Regions from separate parts of the Mus musculus genome. Here region 2 is linked to region 1. Evidence: chromatin loops called from intact Hi-C (ENCODE). Cell type or tissue: heart. All regions are shown on one strand. Region 1 overlaps Myo16 (myosin XVI). Region 2 has its middle 37 kb from the start of Tnfsf13b.

The links. Peaks named below come from ENCODE experiments on the same cell type or tissue, not always from the same donor. Only the 100,000 strongest peaks of a DNase experiment are listed, where the experiment ranks them.
Region 2: a loop joins it to region 1, with 5 times the contacts of the local background. A loop is called at or near these places in 9 of 42 quality-filtered maps.

Annotation. Positions count from the first base shown.
Region 1 is chr8:10,384,185-10,392,184 of GRCm38, reverse strand. It overlaps Myo16 (myosin XVI), which reads right to left. Exons shown (of 35, transcript NM_001319151.1): 10 at 7,447-7,597; 11 at 1,946-2,056. Among named protein-coding and RNA genes, the nearest start is that of Gm51561, 42 kb to the left of the region's middle. In heart, no CTCF peak of the experiment used is centred here; a DNase peak (open chromatin) is centred at 4,824.
Region 2 is chr8:10,039,314-10,047,313 of GRCm38, reverse strand. No RefSeq gene overlaps it. Among named protein-coding and RNA genes, the nearest start is that of Tnfsf13b, 37 kb to the right of the region's middle. In heart, a CTCF peak has its summit at 3,231 (motif pointing left); a DNase peak (open chromatin) is centred at 6,293; H3K27me3 peaks cover 353 bases.

The DNA of each region.
Region 1 (8,000 bases):
AGAAGGACCTCTCAAGTTGGGGGAATGCCAGGGCAGGGAGGGTGGTAACCATAGTGACCCCAGTAGCACGAATGGGGCTGCCAGGGCAGAGATGGTGTTGACCCGAGCTGCAGAGTAGGGCTGTCAAAGCAGGGACTGTGGTTGGCCCAATAGTGAATGGGATGAGCAGGTGCTTAAGGGACAGAGGAACTTGACAAACACAAAGGAACTAAGGAACAGAAGCCAACTCAGTCTTTCCATAGGCTCGGTTGTATAAAACCCTCAGGAGGCCGAGGCAGGGAGGCTGCAAGGTTAAGGACATCTTAGGCTATGAGTTCCAGGGCAGCCTAGACATTTATTCAGATAAAATGCAAAGAAAGGACCAGAGGTGTAGACCAAACTAGCAGCATGCACTGGGTGTTGGATTTATAGTCCTGGGTAGTATGAAAATAAAACAAGATTTAAAAAAAGAAAGAAAGAAAGAAAAAAGAAAAGAATGAAAGACAAAGAAAAGAAACAAAAGAAAAGAAAAGAAAAGAAAAAAAAACCAGAAACAGGTCACGAAAGCACCAGGGAGACAGATAATAGAAACCAAAGCAGCCAGGCTTAACCACTTATGCCAGTGGCAAAGTTCCAACAATTGTGATGCGCGTGCTTAATTTTAAATATATTTGTGGTGGCAGGCAGTTTATTGAAGCCTTGAGAAGCTGGGCTGCAGCTTGTGGGTTAATCAGGACCTGACAACTCATTACTTGCTGAGAAATCTTAGTCTTCACATTTACATGAAAATGACTTAATCAGATTCTCCTCCGTAGATTAGGACTAAATGGGTGTTATCAGAGAATGTGACAGATTCGGGCATAATCGGAAATCTCCACAGGCACTTGGACTGAATTGTCCTGGGCTCTGTATGGGACAGAACAAAATCAATGAGCACATGGGAGGGGGCAGAGGGAGGCCGGGGGTAGGGGGTGGGGGTGGGCAGAGATGGATTTTGAGACTACAGGCTGTCTACATTGTTACTGGCATTAGAAAGCTAACATACAGGAAAGGGTTAGGACAATCTTAACTCATTCTCCATCTAAATGGCATTTTCTGCATCTCTGCAGAAATCGTACACACACAGTTAGGTTAGTGCCCAGAGAGACACTATTAAGTACTAAGTACTAAGTTCTAAGTACTAAGTACTTAGTATGGAGCCATTGGTGTCTTGAGGCAGACTGAGATTTATAAGCAGCTGATCTACAGATCTTGCCGGTTCTGGAAAGATCTCTCCACTCAGTCAGGACAACAGAAAAGGCACAACGAGTGTGAAAATGCAGTCAGAGGAGGAGGAGGACACGACTCTTCTTAACGTACAGACAGGACTTACTGTGGGTATAAGGGGAAAGCAGGTGGAGGGAAAAGCCCAGACTGAACATGTCTGGGAGACTAAACCAGGCCATGAGAGGAGGGGAGAGAGGGAAAGCAAGACAGGAGCCCCTAACCAAAAGGAGCAGCTAGGGCCAAGAGGCCAAGACATCAGAGTACCCACAATGGCTGGATTGTGTTGGGATCAGGCTAAGGGAAGGGAAGGGAAATGCAGCACCCTGGGAGTGAGAGGAGGAGGGGGCAGGGTAAAGAGTGCTGGGAGGGAGCTGGAGGTACTGAGGCATGCTGGGAAAGCTGGCCAGCATCTGCTTTGGTTTGTTAATGGGCACCTCAACTAGCCATTTGTCCCAGGTTCCTGAGACCCAACACATCATTGCGAGCCCTTGTCTATCTGCAGAGTCCTTACTAGCTTACACTTCATTCTGAATTTGGGATTTTGCTAAATATGACTAAGAATGTTCCCAAGAAGAGACTGAACTCTGTGAAGCTCAACCTCAGCCATCGCCACGGCCAGAAGCTTCTAGGGATCCATCACTTGCAGCCTTTGTGGTCCACAGTGGGGACCCAGGGTGCATGGCAGCCCTGTGGTACTCACGTGTATCTGGTCATTTCCAAAGCGCTTCTGAATTTCATACAGCAGGCTGCTGTCATTAAGCTCACTGAGTGTGGCTAGGTCATCGCTGGGAGCTGGAGGCATGACCTGGACCTGTGGGGTGGGACAAAGGCCAGTCTCATCAACTGTGGTCACTTTCTGATCAGCTCTTCACAGGTGCATGTTCCGACTTCAGGAACTTCTCAAAGTTCTGAGACCACGTGGATATGAAACCAATGTTAAAAGGGGAGATGGTTTGAGGAAGAGAGGACCATTCAGATCAGGGTCTGTGTTCCACGTTCCATAACTACAAGTCTCTCTCTTTCTCTCTCTCTCTCTCTCTCTCACACACACACACACACACACACACACACATCACCTTGTGCCAAGTTCCTTATGCCTTGAAGACCACCATCATGTTGACTGACCTTTCTTATCTCCAAATTTTAAGTCAGATCTGTGTGTCCCTAATCTTTGAAGGGATCAAGTTACATTCAAGTATTTGTTAGCTCCCAGAGCTAAGCCTTTGAGACTGTTTTGGGCATAGAAAGGCAAGGGGTTCAGGTTCTGCCTTCTGAGGGGACAGGGTCAGGTTTTCAGGATAGACCCCAGATTTGGGGCTTGTGATTTTTATTCTGTTTTACATCGATTTTAAGATTAAGGTGTCTGTGAGATTAGGTAACTGGCAGAAGGGAAAAAAATAATCACACTCATCCCTTTAAAACCAAGCAATATTTCAATAACTACTTCAAATAGATTATTTCAAGATAAGTATTTCAAATAAATCCAGATGGTTGTGGTCTTTTAATTAGATGGAAACCAGCAGTCTCCAAGTGAGAAATGCACAATGCTTAATCCACCGGGCCCAGAGCGTGCTCTAGTAGCAGATGCTTGACAGATAGTACAGAGCAGCCTTGGCTGAGAAATAGAAGAATCTGTGTAGGGTCCTGAGAGCCCAGGACACACAGGAAACCTAAGCAAGTTTGCTTGTGGTCTCTGTTTCTGACATAGCCTGTGTTCTCCTTGAATTTCATATCTACATTGCACACGTATTATTTATCCTGTGTTCTTTTGCTGAATAATTTAAATATAATCATCACTGTTTATCTGGTGGGAGTTATCTGCAGAGTGAAATCATAACACATCTTAAAACACTAGACTTAAGAATGTGTTCCCCAGAGCTGGTGAATGCATCATAAGACATGCTCTGTCTCTCAGGCTGCACGTTGCCCAAGTACACTAGCAGCGGAGGTGGAGGCTCTGCCTTCAGTATCTCAAGGTCAGGAGGGCACAGTGCTGCATAACCCACTTAGAAGACGCCATGGCTAGGAGTTCCTGGGCATCGGACACTGATCCATTTCTCGACATGAGAACACAGTATCCCAGGGGAAGCATAGTTACTCACTGAAAAACCAAATGGCACAATATTTCTGATCTCAAAATTTCCAACAACCAGCCACCTGACCCTAAGACTCACACTCGACTCATGGGAAGAACTTGGTCCACTGTCAGCTCTGCAGCTGAGCATGGAACTCTGGTGTGCTTAGTTACGCAGCTCAAAAGAGCTCTGTGGCAATGGCCACACTGTCAACTTCCCTGAGGGACATCCTGGAGGGAGGAGGGGGTGGGGAAGTGTGGACATTAGTGGATAGCCCCTTGCTAAATAAAGACACTGTCAGTGAAATGCTTGAGGGAGTTGAGGGCTAAGTAGGAAGAGTAGGAACAGGGTCCACAGACTGAACAGAGACGGGCTCAATCTGAATACTTGTCAGGGTTGATAATTAAAGAAGAGAGAGGGGACATCAGAGGAAAGGACTCTAAGAGGAAACATGGGGAGTAGAAGGTACCTCCCTAGTAGATGCAGCAGATGCTTGCCAAAGGCAGGTCAGAGTGACCAGCCCCATACAGCAGAAGCTGCAGGTAGAGTAATCTGATTCACTACTCAACAGGATTTCAGGCTGATAATGGGGAAAGCTGGTTTTTCTATAGCCACGTGGTTGGTGACTCTTTATTTTCTGGTCCTTACAACCAAACACCAATGAACAATGGCTTAAAAGAAGTATTTGGCCTTAGAAGGCAGAAAAACAGAATCATTGCTGGAAAGGAAGCTGTGGCCGTGAGGGCAGCTTGGTCTACTGCGTCAAGGTGTCAACCAGGAGAGGGGAGAAGGCAGAGCTCAGCTGTCTACCTTCTCGCTCAACAACTTTTATCCAGTTGGATGAAACCACCCACTTATGGGGGATCCTCTCTCTTCAATTACAATTCTCTGGAAAAACCCTCACAGGCATCCCCAGAGGTTTCAAATCCCATTGAGCTGACAGTGAAGACTGACTACCAGAGTAAGCCAGAGTAAGTTGGCCTAATTACCACTGTGTAACAGTCAGAGAAGAGAGGGCAGCGTGCGATAAGCAGCTCCAGGACCACATTCACAAGTTCGCAGTGTTCCTAGCGTTTCTACTCTCTGACAGGCTTTATGCCAGTAGCTTGATGCAAAGACAGAAAAAGAGGATAAAAGGAGATGTTATCTTTCATCTCTCTGTGTTCTCAGTCTGCTGGAGGGGCCAGCAAGTACATAAATAATAAATTACAAGTGTAGAAAATGCACAGAAGTAAGCAGATGTCTGAAAAAGTTTGCTCTGTGGTGATCTAGGCTGCCCTTGTCTGTGGGCTGTGCTCAGGTTGAAAGTGGGAATCATTTGGAAGGACAAGTCTCTTAGGATGAAGGAGAAGAACCAGGATGGTGTGTGGGAAGCCCTTGAGGACTGGTGTGGCTGTGGGTAGAATCAAAGGGTAGCAGGTATGTAGAAGGCATGAAACTGAAGAGGCTAGGAATGGCTGCTCAGTTCCAAGGGTGATGGAAGGGTGCCCAGGGTGTTAAGTGGCTGGAAGAGAAGATTGGCTTTACTTTGTGACAGTGTCCTTTCAGCAGTTGGTAAAGGTAACAGGCAGAGGTGCCAAGGCCACTTAGCAATTGCCCAATGCAGGAGGTTCACAAAGGGAGTCAGGAGAGGAAATAGAGCTGGACATACTCACTATGCTACCTAATTCTTTGTCAACTTGACACGAGCTAGAGTCACCAGAGAGGAGGGAACTGCAACTAAGAAAATTCCTCAATAAGAACGGGTGGTAAGGCATTTTCTTAAATAGTGATAGATGGGGGAAGCCAGTCCATTGTGGGTGGGGCCATCCCTGGGCTGATGGTCCTAGGTTCTATGAAAAAGCAGACTGAGTAAACCAGAGGGAGCAAGCTAGTAAGCAGCACCCCTCAATGGCTACTATATCAGCTCCTGCCTTCAGGAGTCCTGAAGAATCAGGTTCCTGTCCTGTTTGAGTTCTTGCCCTGACTCCCTTCAATGATGGACTAAGACAAAGATGGAAGTGTAGTCGTAGTTGGTCATGGTGTTTGTTATCATGTCAATAGAAACCCTCACTAGGACCAAAAGACAAGGGAGGACTGCTGTGCTCAGTAACTCATTGCTACTATGGATGTTATGTCTTTCTGAGGATTAAGTTAGATTTGTTGAAGGTTTTCTTGTATCAGTGAACTGTTTTGTGTAACAGGAATCTATAAAAAATAAAGATGAAACAGTATATATTTTCTAGAAAGAAAAGAGATCCTAGCAGAAGTCCTTATATGGAGAGATAGCAAATGAAACTTATATGTGCAAGCACCTATAGAGGTCAAAGAGGGTGTGCAAAGTTACAGATGGTTGTGAGCCACTTGATGTGGATGCTGGGAACAGAACCCAGGACCCATTTCTCCCACCTCTATCATCATCAGGATCTTATTTTAAAGTCTTTGTGAGCATCCTACTACTGCCCACAAATACAATCTCATGTATGGTATAGATATTCATAATAAGAATGTAGGTATGGGTATATATATATATGTATAAAGACAGATTAATAGACATATATGATATGATATATTATATAGTACATATGATTGTAAGAATGTGGAACATTCAAAATTAAAGCCCAAACTTTCTGCAAGTTAGTATGCATTTTTAACTCTAAAAACGAGAAAGAGAGAGAGAGAGAGAGAGAGAGAGAGAGAGAGAGAGAGAGAGAGAGAGAGAGAGAAGACCTATTTTACTCAGGGACAAGGCTAGGATGTTCAAGTCAGTTTGTACTGCAAGTAGAGAAAGCATGGCCGGTATTGACAGAGAGCCCACAGGAGCAGTTCTCGGCATCCAGCTGGAAGTGTCCAGGTTCTTGCCCCTAGCCACACATTTGCACTGGGTTGAGGAAAATGTTCTAGAATAGCAGGTGAAACAATGTGCTCGTTGGCTGGCTTACACTAAAACAGTGACTCACGTAGCACCGGAGACCTTCAGGGCGGGCAGCTCCTTGTAGTTATAAAGATTTCACAGTCAACAGAAGAGAGTTCTGATGCTCGATTCTAGGCAGCTTTAGAAGGCATGGGTGCCTTACAGAGATTCTGCACAAGCCAGTTTTTCTATGCCTTTTGCAGAGGATCGATGCAACCAGAGATAGTCACTAACTACCCATCTGTGGAGTTACCCTTTGCTAAAGCTACATTTTACAAAAATCCAGAGGAAGAGGTACTAAGTGGTTTTGTTTTAATTTTCAAAATTTTCTACATTACATACTTATTTCTAAACTGGTACTTTGTACTTTGTTGCGTTGAAAAGTCTTTTCCATGGCTTTTGTATGGAATGTGACTGCATGACCCAGCCATCTATAGCTTGGCTTCTTCTATGAAGAACCGTCCAGTGGCTGATTGCCTGAAGCATCTGTGATCTGGCTTGCAGGGAAAATCTTAATGGGTTTAGTAAGTGTTACAGGTCAGCAATCTAAAATCCCCACCATATCCTCCAAAAAGGAAGGAACAGAAAATGATCATGGTGTTCTTATATCAAGGATACCTAAGAGATGACAGTAAGAACACAGAAACCACCCACAAGGAAGGTCCTGCCGGATGCTGGGAGGCTGCAAAGCCTTCTTAGTTTTAAAGAACATGTTTGAACATAGGTGAGCATAGCTCTGTCGTTCACAAAGCACCAGGCACAGAAAATCATTTACTTCTGTCACAGAAAGGAGAAAACTTAAACTCATAACCGTCCAAAACAGCAAAGCAATCGCCCCTAAATCAGGCATTGAGTCTTAAGTGATCACACACACACACACACACACACACACACACACACACACACACACACACACACACACCATAGCTTCTTTTAAAAAGAAATGCCTCTCAGTGCATCTTTGACCAATGTATATGTATTTGGAGAATTGGAAGAAACAGAAAAAGAGAAAAAAATACTACTTAATGATCAAAGACACCTAAAAATATACTGTAAAATTAAAACTTCTCTAAAATTAAATAGCAATTGTATTTATTAATGACCTACAGTAGAATTGCCACATTGACAGGAATTTTAAACAGACTCTAGCCTATGCACTTTTATTTTGTCTTTGAATAAAAGACAGGTCAGCTTTGAATGCTGTAGGTTTTCCCTGTGACCCTGCGAAGTTACCTGCTCTGGCTTGCCGCAGTTGCTTGTCATGCTGGTCTCAGGAGGGCCATCCTGGGACTCCTGCTTGCACAGACCTTTCGTTGTGTCTTTGAACATAATGTCTTTTTCCAGTAAGCTGTCCTGCTTGGCGATTGGTAGCACCAGGGGACTTCTACAAGAAACAATCAATACCAAAATTAGTTTTCTTCTAACATTGCTGTTTCTATCAAAAGCTACGGGAGCCTGGGCTACAGAAGGTATGTTTACTCAGATAAAAACATGTCCTGTAAGCTGCAGGAAATGTAAAGTTTTCTCTTCAGCCCACCTATCATTTAGATTTACTTCTGAAAAAAAAAAGCATTCATTTTAACTCCAAAAGAAAATGTTTACCAGGATACATTCAACTGTAATAGAAAGATCAATAGGTAATTTAAAAGCTGTTTGAAGTGCACAACTGCACTAGGCGCTGAATTTAAATGTGAAAAGGGATTTGTAAACAAATGAAACAAGTTATACTCATAATTAAAATACAATGGGTATAAGATTTAATGTACAGAGCCATAGGCAATATTTTG
Region 2 (8,000 bases), 340 kb after region 1:
AACCTGTCTCCTTCCATCATCAGCCCATCTGCCACCAAGTGATTTTTTGTCCAAACCCATACACAGCCCAGCTTCTGTAGTATGTGTGTTCCCTGAGGCACATACAGGGCTATCCATTTTCCCTGGCTTCCTTCCTCCACCTGTGTGCACCCGACAACAGCTCCCAAACCTCCACCCTGGGCAGTCTCTATGTCCTCTGACTTCAGTGCAAAAGCTGGACATCTCTGCAGCACCCATATCACGCCATGTGCCCATCACATCCGAATGTCCCCACAGAGGGTGACATGGCCGATTGTGTGCCGCATCTCCTAGAAAAGGATCCCGCTGCATTGTTAGAAGAAAGATGAGCAGTGCTGTCTGGAGCTATGAAGGATGAAACTCTAGTGATTGTTTCTACTTTTAATTGACTCACAGTAGTGCCAGTATGAGGGCACAGTGGAGACTTCAGCCCTCATATACAGTGACTAACAGCTGGACGACCTGTGTTTCCAGCTTCCTGCAAACACGCCATTTCTCCCAGTTCTTCAGAAGATACATAACAAACCACTGTAAACTGCTGTCACCTCAGCAGCAGCAGAACACTAGAACCTGCTCCTTTCTAGCTACATTTTGGTGCTTAGCCCCTCCACCTCCAGCACCATCCTCCTCCACTCTGTCCTTGGATCACCCTGTGATGTGATAAAACCTCTGGCAAAAAGCAACTTGGGGAGCAAAGGGTTTATATGGATTACACCCCTCAGTTATAAATATTCATGAGGCAAATAAAATATTTATCTCCCCTTGACCTAACTATAGTCCAACATAAAAATATTTTCCATTCAGTGTCTTTTAAAATATAAACTTTATACACATTTATGTAGAGCCTGTGTTGTTTTAATACACATAGTCTTTATGAATGTCCAAGTCCACCTACACAAACCTGTCTGTCTACATGTTTATCTTTCCCTTGTGGTAAAAATGCTCAGATTCTTTTTTGTAGATTCTTTTAAATACTCCATAGAGTATTATTAACCATAGTCATACTAGTGTGCATACCACGGTCACAGTAACACTAGTGTGCACACCACAGTCACACTAATGTGCACACTACAGCCACAGTAGTGTGCACACTATAGTCACACTATGTGCACACAATAGTCATTCCACTGTGCAGACCAGTCACACTACTGTGCATAACACAGTCACTCTACTGTGCACACCATAATCACACTACTGTGCATCCCATAGTCACACTAGTGTGCATTCAACAATCACTCCACTGTGCACACCACTATAAAGATCATAATCACTATACTGTGCACACCACAGTCACACTACTGTGCACACCATAGTCACACTATGTGCACACCAGTCACTCCACTGTGTGCACACCACAGTCACACACTGTGCTCACCATAGTCATACTATGTGCACACCACATGTGCTCAGTACCATGCAGCAGCCTTTGTCCATGCCTAGCTCTGCCCCATTCCAGCTTCTGATAACTGTCACTCTACCCTTATCCTTGTGCACGAGTGAGTGCCAAATTCCACACATGAAGTGATTGAGAAATATTTCCTATATAAGCTCATAACCCTGGCAGGAGAAACATGTTCTACTGTCCACAGTGTGAGTTTTCTGTTGTACAGTGTGTAGAATGGAAAGTTCAACAAAGTCCGTAATAGTGGGAAGCTGTTTGTATCATATTTAATTTATTTCCTAGAACAAGTGCATAAGTGCATGTGGTCAAGTCTGAGAGCTTCCAGGAACCCTAGACATTGCCTCTGTGTCTCTATAAGGAATAAAAATCTCCAAACAGATGCATAGTGGAGAAGAAACTCAGGGAGAGAAATAACAACCTATGAGCATCCCAAGTCAGAATGAGCCCTACACTGGCCAAGACAAGAGCCTTGACCTCCCAGAAGTGCGGCTTTTGATGTCTGTCCACATGCCTATGTTTGCACTCACTGTTCTCCTACAGGGCAAAGATGCTCCAATTTCAAGATATAAGGAGTCCAACTCAAAGCAAAAAGAGAACAACCACAAATATCCTGTTGCCTACAGGCCAGGCTCATGGCAACCTTTCTCGTAGGAAAGTGTCTTTAATATTTGCTCACTGGAGATGATGTATGCTTGGATGCATATTTTCCAAGATTATTGATAGAAACCAGAAGAATCAATCTCATGATTCATTGCAGAAATATTTTTGGTGTAAAAGAAAGTGTTAAGTGCTCGATGGTTGGATACAGAGAAGAAGGCATGGTGTGTGTGGTATTGCAAGAAGGGAGTGCTGTCCTGGGTGTCCTGGGTCCTGGAATGACAAGGAAGCGTGGATGGGAGGGACATGAGGCCCACGGGTTTGTTTATAGGTCAGACTGTGATAGGTGACCTTACTAGCCTTTAGAACATCGAAAGTTGAAATGTCAAGGGAAATGGGCTTTCAATTGGACATGGAGTTCGTAGGACTCACCACAGGTCTTACAGTCCTTAATGGAAGCACAAAAGAATTAATTATGGTATGCAATCTGACCGTGGGCTGCAAATATTAATTTGGGTCATTCCTAAGGATGTGACCTACTATGGAGGTGGCTACACAAGCCACTGTTAATTACCAAACAAAGTCGTAAACCAAGGCATTTATAAACCAAGGCATATGCCACATACAGGCAGGGACCACGGGTGGCAGAGCAGCTACAAAGAGGGGGAACTGCTGTAGGTTTCAGATGCTGTCTGACATATCCTTAGCTTGTTGCTGGTGGAAGTACATTCTCTTCAATGAATGAATATTTAATGTTTTAGTAGTCACAAAAGGTTTGGTCAGACATGGGAGTGAGCAATGAGTTTTTTTGTGTGACTGAAATAGCTGAAGATAATTTGGCCCTGGTCTACACAGTGTTAAATGTCAACACTCACAATGTTTAGTCTCTTGGCCTTATAGACTCTTCAGCAAAACAGAGTGGCTTTTATTTCTGGAAGCTTTAGCTAGACTCCTTTTGCACTGGGGGCTATGGTTGTGCAAGGTCTTGTCGTTGTAAGTGGTTTGATACAATAGAACTTCATGCAAAGATGGACAGTAGAAGATGTGGCGACATCTCGGTTTTACAGTGCCCGGGGAATATACCTTAAGGAACATTCATGGCGTATGTTGGGTAGCTTATTGTTCCTTTTCGTAGTCTTACAATTTTTACCATTTGCTTAATTGTAGTTAATAAAGCAGACGTTTTCATTAGATGTTCGCGTGCTTCCCTCTAGTGGTTGCATGTGTGAGCAACAGGACAAAGGAAGGCACTTGTATGACATGGCTACACTAATTACACACACATACAGGCATGCACGTGCATACACACATTCACGCATACACACACAGAGGAAAAGAAAAAAAATACCCGATTCACCTCACCCACTCAACAAAACATCTGACCATCCCTCCCTAACATTGTCAAGCTGCAAAAACTGGGGAAAAACAGAAGTATCGTTGCCATCTTCCTCCCCAATCATGCCTGCCCTGTACGCTCAAGTCCTGAATATTCTAAAGCAATTATATGACACTACGAGTAACACTGTATCTATATTAAAATTACATATAAAATTAAGATGTACCAAATGTAATGGGATTTCTATCATATCCCAAAAAACAGTCTAAAAACAAAAGAAGAAAAATCCAAAAGGTCTGCCTTCTCCTGCTCCTGTACATTCAATCCTATTCCACTCTTTAAATACTGAAAACGCTGTATCTTACTCCCTTCCTCTCTCCTCTCTCCGCCCATCTTCTCTTTTGATGGCTTTATTTGGACATGAGTACTGTGATGAGAGTATAAAGTGCCTTTAGTCTCATGTTTTGAACACTGGCCACAGCTTGCAATACTATTTTGAACTATATTATAGGGACTACAGGAAGTTCAACATGGCTGACTGGACTAGATCACTAGGGAAATGTTTACAGGCTACATGTCATGGCTGTGGCCAGGCTCTCTGCTCCCAGACCTGTGCTATGTGAGCACCAGTCGCCTTTCTCAGTCTCCTCCTGCAACACCGTTAGCAGGATGGGCTGAGCTTTCTCCTCAACCAGGAGTCAAGATGAAACCTCGGTCATACATCTTGCCACAATGATAACACAAGTAACTAATATAGACGATTAATATCAGAAAATTGAGGTTATTGATAAATGAAGCCGGACCAAGAGAGGTTTGAACCCTGGGAGATGATTTTTAGGAGGGATTTGAAAGAGATTGGAACTGAGGACTACAGATGTCCTAGATACACTAGTCTTCACTTAGTGGGGGGATGCTGCTGGGAGTCTGGAATCCCAGAATGCCTGAAGAATGGTGGGCCACAAAGACAGCACCCGTGAGGTTTCGGTGGGAACCGAACTCTATTGAAGACTGGACTCTAGACTGTGTATGTCACATTTGTGCAAAGAACCAAGCTACATTTTCCCCTGTGTCCTCAAAGTTGAGTGAGTGTGAACTCTATGGAATTGTTTTGTAGCGGAAGTTTTGACACAGCATAGCATGTGGGCTTCAGCATTGTCATTTCCCAGAGCTTTAAGCCAAACTGACACCAAGATTCAGGACTAAAGATCAGAAAAAGATTTGAGCGCACGCCTTTAATCCCAGCACTCGGGAAGCAGAGGCAGGCGGATTTCTGAGTTCGAGGCCAGCCTGGTCTACAAAGTGAGTTCCAGGACAACCAGGGCTACACAGAGAAACCCTGTCTCGAAAAACCAAGAGAAAAGAAAGAAAGAAAGAAAGAAAGAAAGAAAGAAAGAAAGAAAGAAAGGAAGGAAGGAAGGAAGGAAGGAAGGAAGGAAGGAAGGAAGGAAGGAAGGAAGAAAGAAAGAAAGAAAGAAAGAAAGAAAGAAAGAAAGAAAGAAAGAAAGAAAGAAAGAAAGAAAGAAAGAATTGAAAATGTACAGTGTGAAAGGAGAGTGTCATTGTGGACAAAGCAGATGCAGATAAAATGGCTTTAACTGGCAAAAAGATCAGCACCATTAAACAGAAGATACACAAGGTACTCAGAGACCGGTACAGCCATGGTCCAAGGGACCAGTCACATCTTGGGGTGGCTGCAGAGGCTGGCATTTTCTGTGTGCTGACACCATAGAAGTACTGGGTCAAGATAAAGGCCAGTGTGGATGGAGCACAAGTGGAGTCTGCATATCAGGGGTCCCTTGCAGCATATGCATGGGGCTTTGCATAAAATCTATGTTTGCAATATGGATAGGAGGATGTTGAGAACTGGAATACCTGCCATGGAAAGCTGCAGATACCATGTGGAGCTAGCCCAAGGCATGGTGTGCTGAACAAAGCAAGGCTCCTCAAGCCTGTGGTGGATCGCATTGTGGTAACTTGTGCCACAGAACCACGCCCAGGGCTACAAGATTTAACATTTGTCCTGTTTTGACTTTGTTTGGTCCAATATTTCCTTGCTTCCTCCAATCCCTCCCTTTGGGAATGCTGCTCAGTGCTACCGTATACTAGAAGATCATTTTATGAAGCCAAGTAGCTCAGGTATTGTCTTGAGACTCAGTAGAGACTTTGAACATTGGATATTTGGGTGAGCTGGAGTTTTTATTAATATAGTGGGAACTCTCAGATTTGGATTAGTGGAACTTCTCATTATTAGACAATCATGAGCCTTCAGGGGCAAGAGACAGAAGACTGTGATCTGAGTCTGAAATGTGCCCTACCAAACTCATATTTGGAATGCTAAATTCCCAGCTTCCAGTGCCATTTTTGAAAGCTGTGGAATCACTAAGTGGGGCCTGCAGGGTCAGCAGAAGTCAGCAGAGCCTTTGATGATTCCGGATGAGACCAGTTCTTTGCTCCTGCTGGACCGCACATCAGTAAGGAGTGGAACCTACCTGTCCTGCTCGCCATGATAAACGCAAATCCCTCTGAAACCAAGAGCCCGATTCCAGTTAAAGTCTTTGCTTGTACACACTAGAAAGGGATGTGCCCTTCTGAAGTTTCTGCCACCCTACCTCCCCTGCCATGTGGGATGAAAGTTCTCTGAAGCTGTCCCCAGAATAAACTTGACCTGTCTTGTTTTTCTCTTGTATTTCACCACAGCAACATGAAAGTAACGCCAGCACAAGTGGTAGCCCAAGGTCCTCCTCTCTCTCCACACACTGGCTTTCCAGGCACTCTCTACTCTGTCACTGGACATTTACAAGTTTTTCACTGGCACATAATTATCTCTTAGACAAGTCTGAGTACTAGATAAAACTCTGCATCCGAGCTGAAGCCCTTCCATTTCTAATAATATGAAAGGAAGCCATGGCTGCCTCTTGATAAGGAATGGCTGTAATATGATAGGGAAGCTGACCTTAAACTTGGGACACAGAATCCAAACATGTACTTGTTACGTGATTTCACATTTCTGCCTGTCTGGCATCTGGGGCTGGGACTGTTCAGAACACTCCCTTAGCATGAGGGAGAGCCTGGGTTTGATCTTCAGCAGCTTCCACCACTGCCAAGGGACCTCTCACCTGGTTTGCCTCCTCTCTGGCCTCAGTCTCAACTCTGTTTCTGGCTGGACCATCCACTTTCTCAGAAGAAATGTAGGGTTAGCAAATGTCTTTCCAATCATCAAGACAAGTTACACATTTGAGATTTTTCTGAGGTGTCTGTGACTCCACTGTGTACACTCAACATGTACACACACATGCACATACATGTTCAATACACTCACATGTGCATACACACACACACACTATATATATATATATATATATATATATATATATATATATATATAGTAAGAAGCACATAGACACAGCAGGATCTGGGATGTGGCGAGATGAAACTCCAAAGATGCCAATCATGATTGAGTTCCCACCAGAAGATAAGGGTTTCCCTTGCTGTGTGAACAGATTGACTTCTATGGGTCTCCACTCTCACCCTTGACTTCTGTGACTGGCCAAACAGATTCCTTGATTGATGGTACTTCATTTTAGAAATGCTTTGTTTGTTTTTGCTGTGACATTTGGAAGTGGGTCTGGAAGCCCTCTTAAGTTTGCGGCTCATACTTGGCAAAAAAACCGATCCACTTCTCTTTAATTTCCAGGAGTCACACTGAACACGTTGTGCAATAACTTTATTGGAAATGAGAAATTTATGTGGATGAGCTGACTTTCCCACCCTCTCTGCTGCGTTGCTCACACTGAGTGTGTCCCCCACTCCACTGGTGAGCTGGGCCCCAACACAGACTCCCTCCCTAGGGAGAGTCCACAGGAAGACTCAAGGGATTCCTCTTATCTGCAGAAAAGACTGGAGAAGGGTTACACACAGTCACCCAGGGCCTGTCCATACTCACATGGTGATCCAATATACACATTCTTTAGTCTCCAGAAGACCCTTTATCTGGATGCTTGGTCCCCATCCAGCCCCTGATATACAGAACCTACTTGTGCTGTCTCATAATACCAAGATCCTGGATCCTTTCTCTTAGACTATGTTAAATGCCAAGCAACCTTTGACCTACACATGACATTTTTGACACATCTGGACAATCACAAGAAGTGAAGTGCCTTCAGGTGAATAGTTGTACATTTATTTGGAACCATAAGGATACTTCAGTTCCTTCCTTTCTCCCATTGCTCCCTCCTCCCATCATTCCCTCCTTCTCCCATTATTCTCTCCTTCTCCCCATCATTCCTTCCTTCTCCTTCTCCTTCTCTCCTCCCCATGATTTCCCTCCTTCATTCCCATCATTGTCTTCTCCCCCATCATTCCTTCCTTCTTTCTACCTCCAACATTTCCTGCTCTCCCCATTATAACTTCCTTCTTTCTACCCCCATATTTCCCTCCTTCTCCCCAGACCCCTTTCTTACTCAGGGTGCCTAAGGACAATATATTTATTTCTTACTTTTTTGGTATCTATAACTGAATCCCTGACAGGAGCTATTAGGGGAGGGAGCAAGAACACATTTAGACTCATGTTTGAGAGGGCACAGTCCATAACTGACATGTGGAAGAGTTCTTAGAAGCTAGAGTGACTACAGATCCTCAAATTTCAGC